Regions from separate parts of the Homo sapiens genome. Here region 2 is linked to region 1. Evidence: chromatin loops called from intact Hi-C (ENCODE). Cell type or tissue: transverse colon. All regions are shown on one strand. Links, peaks and the distances in the headings refer to the core of each region. The heading gives the core; the rest is flanking DNA. Region 1 has its middle 25 kb from the start of PRRC1. Region 2 overlaps LMNB1 (lamin B1).

Region 1 (7,016 bases), core at 2,450-4,949:
AAAGAAAAAAAAAGAAAACTCAGAAAATGAAAGTATCAAAAACACAGTACAAAATATTTGAGGGCCTAAGGACATGAGACTGTAGACTGGAGAGCCCCACTGAGTGTAAAGGATAATCAATGAAGGAAAAGAAACCTCTTACCAAAGCACATCACTGTGAAATATCAGAACATGAGCAATTAAGAGATAAACTTGAAAGTTTCTGAGAGAAATAATGAAGTCATATAGAGAATGACATTGCACTTGTCAACAGAATATTGGAAGGGATAAAGCAATGGAAAAATGCTTTTAAGATTCTAAGGGATAATGATAGTTAATTTAAAATTTCATATCTTCATACCTCACTAATAATCAAGTGTGAGAGTAGGATAAATGTATTTTCAGATATGTAAGCTCTGAGAAGAATTCTCCTCCAGGCATCCAATTTTAGTAATCTGCAGAAGGATGTATTTTCCCAAAATAAGCTGGTGGACTAGGAAATGAGAAGCCATGGGGTCTAGGAAGTACAGGATCCAATATAGAAATATCAGGAAAATAGTAAAGAAAGTCCCAGGGCAATAGCCATAGGAGCAAGTCAACAGACAGTATCCAAAATAAAAAATTCAAAAAGCAGCAGAAAAAATATTATTTAGAGACAATAAAGATAATTATTAGAAGAAAGAACTAAAGTGTTTAAACTGATTGCTTCTGGGGGGTGGGATTTAAGAATAGACAGGCTAGGCTTGCTCCTTTTCCTCATAAGCCTACACATGAAAGTTTTGATTTTTAAGCTTCTTGTATGACTTTATGAAAATTAACTTATTCAGTGAAGTATACCTATAAAATATAGAAATAAAATCAATGCAGAGTGGAATTAGTGATGGTGCAAAAAGGAAATATAAAAAATTAGATTAATCCAATTGAGAATGAGAAAGAAGGAAAAAGAAGCATAGAAAGCTGGTAGAGATAAAAAGCACAAAATAAGATTATAGAAATAAATCTAAAATAAAAATAAAAATAATAAAATGAATTAAACTTTCCAGATAAAAGACAAAGAGTTTTATATTGTGTAAAATAACAAAACCCAGCTCTGTGCTATTTAAAAGACGTACTCAAAAGGGCCAGGTGCAACGGCTCACGACTGTAATCCCAGCACTTTGGGAGGCCAAGGCTGGCAGATCACCTGAGGCCAGTAGTTTGAGACCAGCCTGGCCAACAAGGTGCAACCCTGTCTCTCCTAAAAATACAAAAATTGTGTACCTAAAATTTAATTGAAAGGGAAATATAAATACATATGTTAGGGGAAAAAATTGCCTGTATAGAGTAAGGATTTAACCTTTGCTAAATGCCAGGAGGCAGAGGTTGCACTGAGCTGAGATAGTGCCACTGCACTCCAGACAGAGCAAGACTCCATCTAAAAAAAACAAAAAAAAACACATACTTAAAGCATAATGGTGCAGAAAAATAGAAACTTCAAAGATGGAAAAGCAAACACTAACCAAAAGAAGATGGTTGTTATTACATTAATTTCAAACAAAATAGACTGTAAGGCAAAAGATTTATTAGGGACAACCAAATTCCAACATGTGGCTAAATAAACAATTTACCCGTAAGCCATAATTCTGAACCCATGTGAACAAGATAGCTTCAAACTATGTAAAGAAAATTTGAAGAATTTCGAGAAAAAGTAGAAAATGTCAAACATTGGGAAAAGTATACACATTTAAAAAATCGAATTAACCATCTTGGGCTAATGTGTGTGTGTGTGTGTGTGTGTGTGTGTGTGTGTACATAGCATAGATATAGGAATAGATATGGATAAGAATGTGGCTATATTTGTTTGTATCCTTATACATGGTATATTGAACTATCAAGCTTGTTGCAAAGTGCAAGGAGAAACTAACTAATCTTTCAACTTCTAAAGACTTTGCTCCTGAATGAAATATTGACAAGTTTTATAGCTCTTCTAATCATTTTCATGTGATAAAATACAGCATAGTCAAATATAAACCCTACATTCTCATCCAATTTTAGATGATTCTCCTTCCCCAGCTCAGCTCACATGGGTTCAAAAACTTACAACGAGAAAGCAGGACGTGGTTGGCTTCTTTCCTCTTTCTTCGTACACCCCCTTCTCACTTGCTGGATGTGCTTTTGGTCAATGGGAAGAGAAGGAAGGATATAAAAGGGGCATTAAGGAGAAAACAATTTTTCAAGGCTCACAGGGTCACAATCTGGTATGAAGCTTTGCTTTGTATTCCACACGCAGTGCTCTTTCTTTTAAAGGCAGTTTTGTAAAAAACTGTGAAAGATCCCGCAGTATTGCTCATGCATACAGCTTACAAACCCTAAGCTTAGCTACTAGATTCTAGCAGCTCACCCTACTGTTGTGGCTACCTATTCTTCTAAGTAATACTTTTAGGTAGTATGTCCCTCCCAAGTAGCCATAAAATCTTGAGAGAAATGTACATTCACTTTTGCCCTAACAGACTATGAAAGTGCAGTCCATTTCTAAGCAGATCACTTTGGCTCTAACTTTTAGAATATATTTACTCATGAACCCCATACCAATTACTGTGTCCTCAAATTCTAGGGAGCATCTGTCTTGCTCTTTGATTGTTTCTGTCAATATATGTCCCTGGCTGGGATTAAAATGAGAGTAGCATTAGCGCCACATCTAGATGGAGACGAGAAACATCATGATTCTCCAATTTTCTCTTTAAAGAAATACTGTACTTCTTTTCTTCATCTTTATCATCCCATAACCAATTCTCTAGCCTGGTTTCATACAGCATTTGAAGCGAAGGATGATTTAAGTTTTGTAAACCCAGTCTCACATTATCTTAGAATGCCCAGCAAACATGCACATTGAGAAGCTGAGACTTTAGCTGAAACATCAAGATAACAAAAAAGTCACAGCTAAAATCTTCTCTTTCTCTTACACATGCGCACACACACACACACACACACCTACCTGCACCCAAAATTTGAGCCTTAAAAAAAAACCAAACATAATGTAGACCCATTCTTGTATCTCAATGTAACAAAATTAGAAATCAAAAAATAAAGATAAAATCCTCATACAATTGGAAAGTTTAAAACACAGTTTTAAATAAGTCATAAATCAAAGAAGATAATGGAAATTAAAAAATAATTAGAACAGAATTACCAAAAAATCCCTGTGGATCAAAATTTGTATACCTAAAATTTAATTTAAACTAAAATATAATTACATGGGGAAAATTGCCTATATAGAGTAAGGATTTAACCTTTACTAAATGCCAGTAAGATGTTGCTTATAGATTTTGTTGTATTAGATCATGTATATTCTTTGTGTCTTTTTAGAAAGCAATTCATTCCTTTTAAAAAATTTTAATTTATGAGAATCTCTAAAGTAATTTCTTATTCTTCACATGGTTATAATGAAAACGGACTGTTCTCTAAATACTGCGATACTTCAATGACATGTTTATATTATTTAAGTAATTCGTTAAAAGCAATTTATTCTCTTTTTATTCTCAGGTAGACACATTAGGGTAAATCTCCTGCATTTCAATTGATCTTTAAAAAAAATGAGGAAAATTCAGGGCCTTAAGAATAAAGTGCTAGCAATGACAATCAAGTGCTGAAAGCAGAGAAAGAAAAATATATGTATATATATATTATTTTAAAAGCTTTGAGCTCCCTCTAATGGCCTTTGGTAAAATTCCCAGAAGCAATAAGACAACTTTACTTAAGTAATAAATCTCCAATAAAGATGTTTTAAGAACATCTTCAAAATGTTCAGATTGCTGTTTTACTTTAAGTAGAGCATTCATTGTGGGGAAAAACTGAGCATATCCAAATGTTGCTGTGGGAATGTCCTTTCCTGTCTACCTGTTATCCTGTTACTGATGAGAGACACATTTTCTCTCCCCCTAGTGGATGTTTACAAAAATGACACAAAGATATTACCAAACTAAGAGATTAAATTATTGCAATCAGAGAATTTAGATAGCACTAGCTGAGGCTCTTGACATGATTCAGCCTAACCTGTCATTTTGTGCTAGAGGAAATACAACAAATTTATGACTGTGTCATGGTCCAGGGGCACAGGCTCACTAAAATACTGAAGCAAATTTTAGGACTATGAACAATTTCCTTCACTCTACGCCTTACTTCTCCTTAATAGGGTTCCTGTACAACAACAGGAATTACAGTGGAAAGAACTGCAAACCTCAGGAATGATTTAAGAAGTGTCCAGGGAAATCCAAAGACAACAGAGGAGACGAAAACAGGGACACCAGAGGAAACTTTAGCCTCTGACAGAGCTACTGCAAAGAGGAAACACAGTCGAACTCCCAGTCATATAAAACCTCACACTAAAGACATAAAACCTCACACTAAAGACATAAAACTAAAGACATAAAACCTCACACTAAAGACATAAAATATATAAACCATAAAACCTCACACTAAGGACATGTTTATCTGTTTTTTTTACCCAGTACTTCATATTTAGCTTTCATCAAAAAATTACAAGGCATGAAAAAAGGTGAAAACCACAGTGTGAAGAGACAGAGCAGGCCTCACAACTAGACTCATATATGGCAGAAATTTTAGAATTATCAGACTTGGAATCTGAAAGAATTCTGAGTGATATGCTAAGGGTTCTAATGGAAAAAGTGGACAACATGCAACTACTGATGGGTAGTGTAAATACAAATATGAAAACTCTACGAAAGACTCAAAAGTAAATGCTATTATACAAATTAAAAATCCTGCAATAGAAGGGAGGAATGCCTTCGATTACTTATCAGTAGACTGGACATGGCTGAGAAAAGAATCAGTGAAATTAAAAATATATCAGCACTAACCTGCACATTGTGCACATGTACCTTAAAACTTAAAGTATAATAATAATAAAATAAAAAAATAAAAAATAAAAATATATCAGTAAAAACATCTCAAACTGAAAAGCAAAGAGAAAAAAGAATGAATAAAAACAGAATAGTATACCCCAAAATTGTGGGACAATTGCCAAAGGTATAAATACATATAATGGGAATACCAGAAGGAGAAGAAAGAGAAAGAAACAGAAGCAACATTTGAAGCAATAATGACAGAGAATTTTCTCCAAATTAATGAGACACCAGATCACAGATTCAGGAAGCTCAGAGAACACAAAGCAGGATAAATATCCCCCCAAAATCTATACATAGGCAAATCACATTTAAACCACAGAAAAGCAAAGACAAAAATAATGGCTTAAAAGAAACCAGAGGGGAAAAGAAACCCACCTTACTTATAGAGGAGCAAAGATGATAATTACATCAGGCTTTTATGTAGAAACCATGTAGGGCCCAGCATGGTGGCTCACATCTGTAATCCCAGCATTTTGGGAGGCTGAGGTGGGAGGATCACTTGAGTTTAGGAGTTCGGGACCAGCCTGGCCAACATGGCGAAACCCCATCTCTACAGAAAATACCAAAATTAGCCAGATGTGGTGGCACACACCTGTAATCCCAGCTACTCAGGTGGCTAGGAAGCACAAGAATCACCTGAACTCAGGAAGCAGAGGTAGCAGTGAGCTGAGATCATGCCACTGTACTCCAGCCTGGGTGACAGAGGGAGACCCTGTTTCAGAAAGAAAGAAAAGAAAGAAAGAAAGAAAGAAAGAAAGAAAGAAAGAAAGAAAGAAAGAAAGAAAGAAAGAAAGAAAGAAGGAAGGAAGGAAGGAAGGAAGGAAGGAAGGAGAAAGAAAGGAAAGAAAGAAGAGAAAGAGGAAGGAAGGAAGGAAGGAAAGGGAAGGGAAGGGAAGCAAGGAAGGAAGGAAGGAAAGAAGAAAGAAAGAGAAAGAAAGAAAGAAAGAAAGAAGGAAGGAAAGAAAGAAAAGAAAAGAAACCACGAGTGAGAAGACAGTGGTGCATAATATTTAAAGTGTTGAAACAAGAAAAACCAACCTAGAATTCTGCACCCAGCAAAATTATCTTTCAAAAGTGAAGTAGAAATAATTTCTCAACAAATTAAAAAGTAGGGAATTTGTATCCAGTAGACCAGTTGAACATGAGATATTCTGAAAGTCTTTCAAAAAGAAGGAAAATCATATAGGTCAGTAACTCTGATTTACATAAAGAAAGGAAGAGCATTAGAGAAGAAATAAAGGAAAGCAAAATAAAATATTTTATTTTTCTTAGTTGATTTAACAGATAACAGTTTGTTCTAAAGAATAACAGCAATATTGTACTCAGTTTGGGGATAGGGAAAAGAATAATAGCAATGTTGTAAGGGATGGGAGGAAAACATTGGGAATTTGCATTACTTGTGAAGTGGTATAGTGTTATTTGAAAGTGTACATGGGTTAGTTGTAATTGCAAATCGTTAACTCTAGGACAACCACTAAAAAATAAAAAGTGAAAGCATAATTTATTTGCAAAGACAGGAGAGAAATGGAATTGTATAAAATGTTTATCTAAAATCACAGAAGACAGAAAAAGAGTGGAAGACAAAAACAGGAAACAAAAAATAAGGGCAACACATAGAAAACAGTAACAATTATGGTATATATTAATCCAATTATACCAATAACCATATGAAACATCATTGTCTAAATATATCACTTAGAAATAAACTGGATAGAAAGACGAAAACCATTTGGTCCCACTTGTATGAGGAATCTAAAACAGTCCAACTCATAGAAGCTAAGAGTAGAATGATGGTTGCCAGGGGCTGGTTTGGGGTGGGGGTAGGGGTTTGGTGAGGTATTAGTTAAAGGATGCAAGTTTCAGTTACACAAGATGAATAAGTCCTAGAGATCTACTGTATAACATAGTGCCTATAGTTAATACTGTATTATGTTAAGTGTTCTTGTTGCACACACACACACAAATAATAACAAATAAAACTTGTGGGAGGAAAAATGAATCAATGAATAAATAAATAGCCATTTAATTTACAGAGTATCACAATAGATTAAAAACAAGACCCAACTATATGTTGTCTACAAGAAACTTAAAGACACAGATAGATTAAAAATAAAGAAATAGAGAAAGATACAC
Region 2 (7,016 bases), core at 2,289-4,788, 650 kb before region 1:
TGTTGGTGGGAGGAATGGCAAAGAATTCATGGTGATCTTTAACTCACTACAGAGGATGTGTAAAGAATGTGGCCGGGCACGGTGGCTTACGCCTGTAATCCCAGCAGTTTGGGAGGCAGGCAGATCACAAGGTCAGGAGATCGAGACCATCCTGGCTAACACGGTGAAACCCCGTCTCTACTAAAAATACAAAAAATTAGCCGGGCGTGGTGGCGGGAGCCTGTAGTCCCAGCTACTCGGGAGGCTGAGGCAGGAGAATGGCGTGAACCCGGGAGGCGGAGCTTGCAGTGAGCTGAGATGGCGCCACTGCACTCCAGCTTGGGTGACAGAGTGAGACTCTGCCTCATAAAAAAAGACTTAATGCACCAACTATATCCGCTCATCCAGTTATTTTGTAGGGTTCATGTGAGAGTTAAATGAAGTTGAAAGATTGGAATTAAACTGACATAGTCTGGAATGCTTAGGGATGTAGCTTCTGTACAATTTGGAACAAAGGAGAAGTTAAGACTGCATTTTAAAATATCACTGGCCAAGCTGAATCAGAGGGACTAACTCTAGAGAGGAGATTCCAGAGGCAGTGAGGGAATATATAATGGAAATTTATTAAGGCTTAGTGACTAAACTTGAGGGTGAGAGAAGAAAAAAAATAAAGATGTATGAGGTTTTTAGCTTTTGTGATCACAGAAACTAATGATACCAAGGTTCATAAGAGGGAAGATGGAAGGGCAGAACAGGCGTTTGAACTTCATATTTGAGGATGAATCCAATCGCCTTTTGAATTGATTAGAAATATTTTGGTGACCTTCAAAAAACCAGTTTTAGTTCAATCAGTGGTGAGTCACAAGTCATATTGTGAGGTTATATGAAATTAATGAGTGATAAAGAAATGGGTAGAGGAGCCATGTTGACTTCACCTTGGAGGACAAATCCACTGCAGATGGCTTGGGATGTGTAAGTTCAGGATCTAGCAAGCTGTAGTCTCCGATGTGGTTGTTAAAAGCTGATCCACTGATCTCCTATTTCCTAAGTTATCAAAAGAGGTTATTGAACAATGGTTTTCAAATTGAGCTGCACATTAGAATTACTTTAAAATTATATATAGATAGCTACCCTTTCCCAGTAAAATGAGAAATTCTTATTTGATTGATCAAGGGACCTAGATCAGAATTTGTTTTAAACTCCTCAGGATCTGAATGTGTAGCCAGAGTTGACAATTACTGTTCTGGAATTTGTTGGGGGGTATTCTAGAAAGAAGTCCATAAAAGAAGGTTAGAGGCCAGATACGGTGGCTCACGCCTGTAATCCCAGCACTTTGGGAGGCCAAGGGCAGGTGGATCACTTGAGGCCAGGAGTTCAAGACCAGCCTGGCTAACGTGGTGGTGATGCACACCTGTAGTCGCAGCTGCTCGGGAGGCTGAGGCATGAGAATCGCTTGAACCCAGGAGGTAGAGGTTGCAGTGAGCCAAGATTGCACCACTGCACTCCAGCCTGGGCAACAGAGTGAGACTCTATCTCAAACAAACAAAGAAAAAGAAAAAAAGAAAAGGTTAGAAAAGATGAGAGATGATAAAGGGTCCATTTGAGGTTAGGTAATATGGTTTGGTATCCCTGTAGTTAAAAGTTTTTGTCTTATTTTAGAATACTGTGATCTATTTCTTTAGTATTAATTTTTCCTTCTGTTTTCCTCATCAGGGAACCCCAAGAGCATCCAATAGAAGCTGTGCAATTATGTAAAATTTTCAACTGTCTTCCTCAAAATAAAGAAGTATGGTAATCTTTACCTGTATACAGTGCAGAGCCTTCTCAGAAGCACAGAATATTTTTATATTTCCTTTATGTGAATTTTTAAGCTGCAAATCTGATGGCCTTAATTTCCTTTTTGACACTGAAAGTTTTGTAAAAGAAATCATGTCCATACACTTTGTTGCAAGATGTGAATTATTGACACTGAACTTAATAACTGTGTACTGTTCGGAAGGGGTTCCTCAAATTTTTTGACTTTTTTTGTATGTGTGTTTTTTCTTTTTTTTTAAGTTCTTATGAGGAGGGGAGGGTAAATAAACCACTGTGCGTCTTGGTGTAATTTGAAGATTGCCCCATCTAGACTAGCAATCTCTTCATTATTCTCTGCTATATATAAAACGGTGCTGTGAGGGAGGGGAAAAGCATTTTTCAATATATTGAACTTTTGTACTGAATTTTTTTGTAATAAGCAATCAAGGTTATAATTTTTTTTAAAATAGAAATTTTGTAAGAAGGCAATATTAACCTAATCACCATGTAAGCACTCTGGATGATGGATTCCACAAAACTTGGTTTTATGGTTACTTCTTCTCTTAGATTCTTAATTCATGAGGAGGGTGGGGGAGGGAGGTGGAGGGAGGGAAGGGTTTCTCTATTAAAATGCATTCGTTGTGTTTTTTAAGATAGTGTAACTTGCTTAAATTTCTTATGTGACATTAACAAATAAAAAAGCTCTTTTAATATTGATATACTGTCCTTTTTAACGCTTTAAAAACAGATTTTGAGGGGAGAAAAGTATTGTTTCAGTTTTGCTTTTGATAAAAATATAATTTGACTTCTTTGAACTGGATTTTTCTTTAAGGCTTTGCCAGTTGTGGAAGATAAGCTATTTTGGGGGTCTTTCAGTATTTAATTGTCATTAATAACAACAATAATAAAAGCAATAATAATAACTAATGTTTTTGAGCCAGATATCATGCTCAATGCTTCATTACATTTTTTAGCTTATTAACAATAAGGCCTTTTAAAATTTCTTCAGGAAAACCAAATAGGAACAGTAGAAAACATTGAGGAAGACATTCCTTTTTTTTTTTTTTTTTTTTTAAAGACAGAATCTCACTCTGTTGCCCAGGCTGTAGTGCAATGGCACGGTCTTAGCTCACTGCAGCCTTGACCTCTCCTGGGCTCTGCCTCCCAAGTAGCTGGGACTACAGGCACACACCACCATGTCCGGCTAATGTTTTTGTATTCGTAGAGAGCATTTTGTCATGTTTCCCATGCTGGACATTCCTAGTAAAAGAAAAAATGGGAAGAATATTTTAGAATGTAATTCTACTGTCTTTTAAAATAGGAAGGGCCGAGAAATTGATTAAAAGCCACCTTTTAGAAAAATAACATGAATGCTATGAAATACGAATGTGCTGTGTGTGGGGTAGCTTTATTATGTATGGTGCTAATTATGGTGTCAATTCGTGTGGATTTGGGGAGGTTTTGTCTTGATTGCTTTAGTTAAGTGAGTTCATCTTATAGGAAGTGCAATATCTGAACTCTTCCTAGAATGGACAGATAATATTTCAGAAGCTAACCCTAGTCAGTGTTTGTTTTTCTCTTAAAATATTCCTGCAGTAAGCTGCACAAAGACTACCAGCTTTCACTTGAAAATAACTCACAAAGCCCCAGAATTACTGTGTTCCGCAGATTTACTGCATACTTTGGTGCCGTCGCAGACACAAGATAAATGCTGGGTTAGAAATTCTGTCTGGTAAAGCAGATAAAATGATAACTTCTCAACGCAGATTTATCTTCAGAGTGGGAATGGCATTACAGTACACAGCCAAACTCAGCTGTGAAACATTTTGCCACAAGATGGGGTTCTTGTCATCAAAATACATTCTAGGTGCTTTTATTGCTGGATAAATTAGGTTATAAAAGCCAACACTTGAATTAATTTGGGCATTAAGAAAAATTGGCAGTTGTAACATAGTAGAATAGTGTGTATGCTGGGGAAATTGAGAGTACAAATGCAGGGCTCAACATAAACAGTTTGTTGCCCCTGGATGTGTGGCAGTAGTAGATTCCTGAGTCTGTTTAGACTGACAAACTTTGGACTAAATTGAGGTTTTCTGAAATTGAGCTGCACCTAAACCCATTCCCGCAGAATGTGAGTGAGCTAGAGGGCACGCTGCCATCCTGTGTATTAAAATCAGCATCTCCGCATGAAATTGATGTTAGGCATACAGCATATATATACATTTTTGGATTATTTATTTGATAACAAGCATGATTCACATTTTCCCCTTGTTTTGTCTTCAGTGTTTGTTTTCACCTCTGTTTAGGTATGGATTTATTTTATTATTTTATTTTATTTTATTTATTTTTTTGAGACAGAGTCTCGCTGTTGTTGCCCAGGCTGGAGTGCAATGGTGCAATCTCCGCTCACTGCAACCTCTGTCTCCCAGGTTCAAGCGATTCTCCTGCCTCAGCCTCCTGAGTAGTTGGGATTACAGGTGCACACCACCACGCCTAGATATGGATTTATTTTTATTCCTCTTGTTCAGGTCTTATCTCTGTGTTCTTCATTAAGAAAATTTTGGATGTTCTTATTTTGTTGAGTATTATCTCATCCCCACTGTCTGTTCTTTCCTTCTGGGGTTTCTTTTATACCTGTGTTGAACCTGTCCTGTTTCATGTATTTTAGGTTTCTCCACACTATATTCTCAGTTAACTCCTTCGTATTTATCTCACTGATTCTGTTCTCAGCCCTGTCTTATCTGTTTATTCCAGCCATTGAACTTTTTAGGCTTCATTTTTTTGTTTCTGAAGTTGTCTTTGATTCTTTCTCAAATTTATCTTTTTCATAATTTTTTATTATAGTTTTTATTCTTTTTATGAATCATTTTAACCATATTTTATAGTCTCAATTCTATTTTTTTGAGTTTTGGAGAATGCTAATTTTTCTGTTAGCTGTGTCTGTTGACTTTCCTAATGGTAGTTGGCTTTCTCATGGAGTTTTTAGGATTGTGAACACATCTCCAGCAAGGGCTATGTTGTGAGTGATCCGTTTCATGCGTGTCTGTGTGAAGAGACCACCAAACAGGATTTGTGTGAGCAACACGGCTGTTTATTTCACCTGGGTGCAGGCGGGCTGAGTCCGAAAAGAGAGTCAGCGAAGGGAGATAAGGGAGGGGCCGTTTTATAGGATTTGGGTAGGTAAAGGAAAATTACAGTCAAAGGGGGTTTGTTCTCTGGCGGGCAGGAGTGGGGGGTCACAAGGTGCTCAGTGGGGGTGCTTTTTGAGCTAGGAAAAGGACTTTCACAAGGTAATCTCATCACTTAAGGCAAGGGCCGGCCATTTACACTTCTTTTGTGGTGGAATGTCATCAGTTAAGGTGGGGCAGGGCATATTCACTTCTTTTGTGATTCTTTAGTTACTTCAGGCCATCTGGGTGTATAGGTGCAGATCACAGGGGATGCGATGGCTTGGCTTGGGCTCAGAGGCCTGACATTCCTGCCTTCTTATATTAATAAGAAAAATAAAACAAAATAGTGTTGAAGTGTTGGGGCGGCAAAAATTTTTGGGGGTGGTATGGAGAGAGAGAATGGGCGATGTTTCTCAGGGCTGCTTCAAGCGGGATTAGGGGTGGCGTGGGAACCTAGAGTGGGAGAGATTAAGCTGAAGGGAGGTCTTGTGGTAAGGGGTGATATTGTGGGGGTGTTAGAAGAAACACTTGTCGTATAGAATGATTGGTGATGGCCTGGATACGGTTTTGGGTGAATTGAGAAACGAAATGGAATAACAGAAGGAGAAAAACAGGTATAAAAGGTCTAAGAATTGGGATGACTCAGGATATCTGATTAGAGAGTGCCTAAGGAGATTCAGCATAGTCCTGCCAGCAAAGATTATTTATTTACTTCAAGAGTTAAGAGTGGCAGTTTGGGGATAGCACCAGGAGATATCAGCTGTGATGGCTTGGAGAAACAGTGTAAACCGGCAGTGTAAACAAGAGCAGGGCATGTATGAGTAGTTGAGAACGGTGAATAGGAGTATGACTAGACAGAAGATAGTAGGGATGACAAGTTTTTTGGGGGCACAGTCTAAGTTGGTCTGGTGTCTGGAATGATACTGGGGCCTAATAAAAAGGAGCGTCTATATAGGAGCTTAAATGGGCTGTACCCTGTAGCAGTCCGAGGACAGGCCTGAATTCTGAGAAGGGAAAGTGGTAAAAGTATTGTCCAGTCCTTTTTAAGTTGGTGGCTGAGCTTGGTGAGGTGTGTTTTTTTAAAAGACCTTTAGTCCTACTTTTCTTGAAGACGGAGGACCGTAAGGGATATAAAGGTTTCACTGAATACTAAGAGCCTGAAAAACTGCTTGGCTGATTTGACTAATAAAGGCTCGTCTGTTATCAGACTGTATTGAGGTGGGAGGCTAAACTGAGGAATTAAGTCTGACAGAAGGGAAGAAATGCCTGCAGTGGCCTTCTCAGACCCTGTAGGAAAGGCCTCTACCTATCCACTGAAAGTATCTACCTAGACTAAGAGGTGTTTTAGTTATCTGACTCGGGGCATGTTGAGTAAAGCTAATTTGCCAGTCCTGGGTGGGGCAAATCCTCGAGCCTGATGTGTAGGGAAGGGAGGGGTCCTGAATAATCCCTGAGGAGTAGTAGAATAGCAGATGGAACACTGAGAAGTTATTTCCTTGAGGATAGATTTCCACAATGGAAAGGAAATGAGAGGTTCTAAGAGGCGGGCTAGTGGCTTATACTATAGCATAACCTGCCTTTGCTGGTGTGTGGCGATTAGGCCTGGTGGACCCACCATCAATAAATCAAGCGTGATCAGGGTGAGGAACAGAAAAGAAGGAAATTTGGGGAACTGGGGTGAATGTCAGGTGGATCAGAGAGATACAGTCATGGGGGTCAGGTGTGGTATCAGGAATAATGTGGGAGGCCAGATTGAAGTCTGGGTCAGGAACAACGGTAATTGTGGGAGACTCAACAAAGAGTGAGTACAGCTGAAGGAGCCGGGAAGCAGAAAGTATATGCGTCAGGTATGAGGAAGAAAATAGATTTTGGAAGTTATGAGAACTGTAGAGAGTGAGTTGAGCATAGTTTGTGATTTTGAGGGCCTCAAAGTATTAGGGCAGCAGCAGCGGCTGCACGGAGACATGATGGCCAGCCTAAAACAGTAAGGTCAAGTTGTTTGGACAAAAAGCCTACAGGACGCAATCCTGGTCCTTATGTAAGAATTCCGACCACACAGCCCTGCACTTCGGC

The links. Hi-C counts contacts between places; a loop is a spot of excess contacts. Peaks named below come from ENCODE experiments on the same cell type or tissue, not always from the same donor. Only the 100,000 strongest peaks of a DNase experiment are listed, where the experiment ranks them.
Region 2: a loop joins it to region 1, with 5 times the contacts of the local background. A loop is called at or near these places in 31 of 110 quality-filtered maps.

Annotation. Positions count from the first base shown.
Region 1 is chr5:127,489,258-127,496,273 of GRCh38, forward strand. No RefSeq gene overlaps it. Among named protein-coding and RNA genes, the nearest start is that of PRRC1, 25 kb to the right of the region's middle. In transverse colon, for the core only: a CTCF peak has its summit at 3,877 (motif pointing left); no DNase peak of the experiment used is centred there; H3K4me3 peaks cover 537 bases; H3K27ac peaks cover 765 bases; H3K27me3 peaks cover 458 bases.
Region 2 is chr5:126,834,531-126,841,546 of GRCh38, forward strand. It overlaps LMNB1 (lamin B1), which reads left to right. Exons shown (of 11, transcript NM_005573.4): 11 at 1,693-2,490. The coding sequence ends at 1,734. Among named protein-coding and RNA genes, the nearest start is that of LMNB1, 61 kb to the left of the region's middle. RefSeq lists enhancers at 4,326-5,070, 5,071-5,813, 6,558-7,016. In transverse colon, for the core only: a CTCF peak has its summit at 3,595 (motif pointing right); no DNase peak of the experiment used is centred there.